Linked DNA regions of Homo sapiens: region 2 is linked to region 1. Evidence: read pairs that join two places in POLR2A ChIA-PET (ENCODE). Cell type or tissue: B cell. All regions are shown on one strand.

Region 1 (2,500 bases):
GCCTGGGGTATCTTAGGCCTCCGCGGGCGGATCATTCGCCCCACTTGTACAGAGCTGGAGTCTGGGGCAGTTTCATGCCAGATCGCCCTTCGGTGTCGCGGAGGGAAGTCAGAGCGGGGAGGGAGCCTGTCGGCAGACGGATCCCAGAGCGTGGGAGCTGGGTAGGGTTGGCCCCTGGCTCTGTGCCGCGGGACAAGTGGCGACCCCGCACCAGCTCACTTACCACCATCGGCCACTGCTGTTGGCAGCCAGGGCTGCGGGCAGAGCGGCCAGCGCCAGCAGCAGCGTAGCAGAAACCCAGCCAGGCAACAGCGCCCAGAGCCCCATGGCCTGCCTGGCTTTGCCCGCTCTGTGCTGCAGTTGCGGCGACTTTGGTTGTTGCCCGCGACGGTGGGACGGGACGCGGCGGTGGCGGCAGTGGCGAGAGTTCGCAGTCTGGCTTTAACAACCCTGGGGGCGGGCGGCGGACAGCATGGCTCGCGGTCCCGGCTGGTGGGCTGAGGCGGCCACGGCGGGCGGCACCGCCTCTTATAGTTGCGGCGCTGGCTGAAGTGACGGGAGGAGGCTGCCCCTCCGGGCCGCACTGTGGCACCAGGGCGCACCGGTTAGGGGCGCAGACAATGGGCAGCGAGCGGGGCTGTGGTTCCCGCCCGTCTGAGCCGAGAGCTGACGGGTTGGCCGTCGGGGCTCACCCCCGCCCCCTGCCCGGTGGCCCCCGCCTCCGGGCCTGCACTGGCCGCGGACCCCTCCCCTTGGGACACCCTCCCACGCGCGCCCGCCTCACTCAGCTGAGCGTCCGGAGCCCGTCGAGGACTAGCATCCGCCAGGGGGCGCGGCGAGAGTGTGCTGCGGGGAGAGCCCGCCAGGGGCCCAGCCCGCCTCGCCGCCCGCGGTGGGGTTGTCCCCTCGACGTCACCCCGGGCCCCTCCGACGTCCCCTCTCTCCCCCATCCTGAGTGTCGGAAGGAAAGCTGTGGTTCTGGGCAGCGACTCCGGGGAGATGCTTAACCGCCCAGGAACCCCCGATGGCTGGACAGAGAAGGAAAAAGGGGAGACGGGGGCGTGAGTGCGGCTGTGGTCAGGGAAATCCCGGGGATGAGTTGTGGGGGTGAGCTAACCAAAAGGAGCCTAGCGGTGGAGAGAAACCTAAAGCAACAGGCAGTTTGCTCATGTGCGCCAGAAGAAGCGCACAAGTGGCTGTGTGTGTGTGTGTGTGTGTGTGTGTGTGTGAAGTGGAACAACGTGAATATGGGTGGGAGTGAGAATGTGCTGTGTTCTGAGGGTGCATCCTCCTGTGTGTTGGTACGTGCAGAAACTCCTTGTTCTGACGAAGGATGTTAGGAAACTTTCCAAAGAATTTTGGAATTTAGCTCAAGTCAGAAAAGGTCATGGAGTCACCTTGTCACAGTCACCGCCTGGGGCAGTGTGTCAGGAAGGAGGTGGCAACTGTCGACAGGAGACTCAGAAGCATGATTGAGGGATGCAGAGTGTCTGGACTGTGTGTGGAGTGGGTGGATGAGCATGTGCATGGGAAGATTAAATATGTGTGTATGCGTCATTCTGTTGCCCTTTGTACCTCGTGGCATCCTATGGCGTGTCACACTGTGGTATGTGTCAACCAGTGCATGTCATTGGGGGAGAGAGCCGAGCCTACAACCAAGATGGTATTGAGGTGAACCCAGCCTGGAGTGGCTAAGTCTCTGAGGCCTAGGCTCAGAAAGGATGGGAAATGGTGCGGATGTCCACTGTATGTATGGTGATGGAGAGGACTGGGAAGACAAGGGTTGCTGGCTACATTGAACCTAGATGAGGAAACTTGTGCCTCCATGTGTTTGCTTCTCTTTGGATGTTTCTGCCAAGTTTCTGTCTTTCCCTAAAGCTCTAGTTCCCACCACACTGGGATACCCAGAGTGCCTGTGACCATCTCATCCATTGTACACTTTTCTCTTCTCTCCCAGGGACTCCTACTCAGCTTCAAGGCCATTTAGGCCTCCTATTGAAGAAGTGACAGGCTGGGCGCGGTGGCTCATGCCTATAATCCCCGCACTTTGGGAGGCCGAGGCAGGTGGATCATGAGGTCAGGAGATCGAGACCATCCTGGCCAACATAGTGGAATCCCATCTCTAATAAAAATACAAAAATTAGCTGAGTGTGGTGGCGCACACCTGTAGTCCCAGCTACTCAGGAGGCTGAGGCAGGAGAATGGCTTGAACCCGGGAGGTGGAGATTGCAGTGAGCCGAGATCACGCCATTGCACTCCAGTCTGGGCTACAGAGCAAGACTTCATCTGAAAAAAAAAAAAAAAGTGGCTGCTTTTCCCTATATGGGGAATAGGGGGCACTGCCAGCCTGGTTATCATGCCCCACCACCACACACATGGCCCCTGGAAGGAGGGAAGATCTCTTCTCTCTCCCCATTTTGCAGAATTAAAAATAGATCAGGCACTTGTCCAAGGTCCACGTCTAATAAATGAATCAATGGTAGAGCCAGATTAAAACCCA
Region 2 (2,500 bases), 180 kb after region 1:
CACACACTAGCCAGGCGTGACGGCAGGCGCCTGTAGTCCCAGCTACTTAGGAGGCTGAGGCAGGAGAATGGTGAGAACCTGGGAGGCGGAGCTTGCAGTGAGCCGAGATCGCGCCACTGCACTCCAGCCTGGGCGACAGAGTGAGACTCCGTCTCAAAAATAAAAAATAGGCCGGGCACGGTGGCTCATGCCTGTAATCCCAGCACTTTGGGAGGCCAAGGCAGGTGGATCACCTGAGGTAGGGAGTTCGAGACCAGCCTGGCCAACATAGGGAAACCCCCTCTCTACTAAAAATACAAATATCAGCCGGGCGTGGTTGAGGGCACCTGTAATCCCAGCTACTTGGGAGGCCGAGTAACAAGAATCGCTTGAACCCGGGAGGCGGACGTTGTAGTGAGCCGAGATCGCGCCATTGCACTCCTGCTTGGGCGACAAGAGCGAGAGTCCATCTCAAAAAAAAAAAATAAATAAAAATTAGCCAGGTGGCTGGGCACAGTGGCTCACGCCTGTAATTCCAGCACTTTGGGAGGCCGAGGCAGGCGGATCACCTCAGGTAGGGAGTTCGAGACCAGCCTGACCAACATGGAGAAACACCGTCTCTACCAAAAATACAAAAATTAGCGGGGCGTGGTGGCAAGTGCCTGTAATCCCAGCTACTCGGGAGGCTAAGGCAGGAGACTTGCTTGAACCCGGGAGGCAGAAGTTGCATTGAGCCGAGGTCGCGCCATTGCATTCCAGCCTGGGCAACAAGAGGGAAACTCCATCTCAAAAAAAAAAAAAAAAAAAAAAAATGCTAGGCATGGTGGCACTTGCCTGTAGTTCCAGCTAATTGGGAAGCTGAGAGGAGAAGATCGCTGGAGCCCAGGAGCTCGAGGCACCTCTGCACTCCAGCCTGGGCAACAGCGATGATACCCTGTCTCTAAAAAAACAAACAAACACAAACAAACAAAACAAAGAGGAGAGGCCCAGAAAGGAAAAGCTGTGATTGTTCATGTTTTTCCTGGGGACATGACTGCATGACGTGACTAGGCAATTCCTGCTCCTTGCTGCAAAGGCAGTGAGCCTTGGATCCAGTCTGAAGCAAGCCCAGTAGTAATTGAAAATCTTCCTCTTCTTCGCTTCTCTTTTCCCAAGCTCCAGTCCTAAACTAAGGACTGAGTTCCAACTGACTGAAAACCAAATTAAAAGAGGAGCCTTGCTCCCTTCCTTGTGCTCAGCGTTGAGACCCTGCCACCGCCTCAGCGGTCGTCCCTGCCCTGTCCGCCCCGGGCTGCACCCTGCAAGGCTCCTGCTGTTGTCCCCGGAGCATGGGAGGCTGCTGGGCATGAGTGGCTTGGTCCTGCGGAAGCTGCGTGGCAGGGAGGGGGTCCATGGCTGCAACCAACAAAGGCAGCAAGCCCAGATTCCGGAGTATCCACTTTGTGACAGGCCACGATGCAGAGGGCTCCCAAAGCCACGTCCACTTTGATGAGAAGTTGCAGGACTCGGTGGTCATGGTCATCCAGGAGAGGGACAGCAGCTTTCTGGTCAAGGTTCCTGAAGATCCTGCACAGGTATGAGATTACCTTTGCTCCGTCCCAGTGCACAGGCTGAGCAAGGACGTCCGCCAGGCACTTGTCCCCAGCCTGCACCTGAAGCTTCTCAGCGTCCTACCCTTCCCTGAAGGTTATAGTGTCAAGTGCGAGTACTAGGCGCACAAAGAAGGGGTCCTCAAAGAGGGGATGCTACTAGTCTGGGAAGGTGGCACCAGCACCTGCGTGCGCGGAAGGTGCAAGCCTGCATCATGGGCTGACGCCATGGCACATGCATGCTGCTGGACGGTGTCAAATGCATGGGTGCCAAGCTGGAATACTACTCGGAGCACAGCGACTGGCACGGCTTTGACTGAGGCCCGAGGTCCTGCCTGCCCTGGGCTGCCCTGCCTGCCCTGGGCTGCTCAGCCTTAAACCCTGCCTTGTTCCCCCATACCCGACATGCTGCCTGATGGTGTGGCTTCCTTGCCCCTCTCCAGGGTGGGTGGGATGGAGTGGCCTTGCCCACGCCTGTCACCTCTGCCTTCATTCAAGCCACCACCCTGCCTCTCCTGCATCCTCCTCTTCCACTTCCTCCTCTCCGTGTGCCTCAGTCTCCTGCCAGAAGAAATGGCTTGAGCCCTCAAGGAGGCTGTCTGAGGAAGGAAGGGGAGGGCCTGGGGTGGGTACTCCCACTCCCCACCCCAAGCCATAGGGGCTCCAGCCAGGGTCTGGGAGAGGACGGAGCTGGTTCTCTGAGGTCGTGGCCCCGTTACCTCTGCTGCTGCCTTGCTTCAGCCGCCTCTCCTGCCCCTCCCTCGTTCGCACTGCTGTCCTCCATGAGTAGCAGGGAGGTGCAGTCCCCAGCTCCTACCCCTCAGGTCTGTGTTACTTGATTTTTAAGCGAGTGGTTGGGATAGAATCCTAAAGAAATAAAACTTCCAGTGTGGGGGCGGGGTGGGGGGGAGACGACCCTTGTCCCCAGTGTT

What was found. Peaks named below come from ENCODE experiments on the same cell type or tissue, not always from the same donor. Only the 100,000 strongest peaks of a DNase experiment are listed, where the experiment ranks them.
Region 2: POLR2A ChIA-PET joins it to region 1 with 7 read pairs; 3 of 35 experiments call an interaction of 5 or more read pairs at or near these places.

The regions. Positions count from the first base shown.
Region 1 is chr12:48,976,478-48,978,977 of GRCh38, reverse strand. It overlaps WNT1 (Wnt family member 1), which reads right to left and starts at 656. Exons shown (of 4, transcript NM_005430.4): 1 at 224-656. The coding sequence starts at 327. RefSeq lists a silencer at 602-971. In B cell, CTCF peaks have their summits at 418, 623 and 823 (motif pointing right); DNase peaks (open chromatin) are centred at 127, 357 and 957; H3K4me3 peaks cover 1,190 bases; H3K27me3 peaks cover 2,500 bases.
Region 2 is chr12:48,799,959-48,802,458 of GRCh38, reverse strand. It overlaps the pseudogene ADISSPP1. Among named protein-coding and RNA genes, the nearest start is that of ADCY6-DT, 12 kb to the right of the region's middle. RefSeq lists an enhancer at 686-1,284. In B cell, no CTCF peak of the experiment used is centred here; no DNase peak of the experiment used is centred here; H3K27me3 peaks cover 307 bases.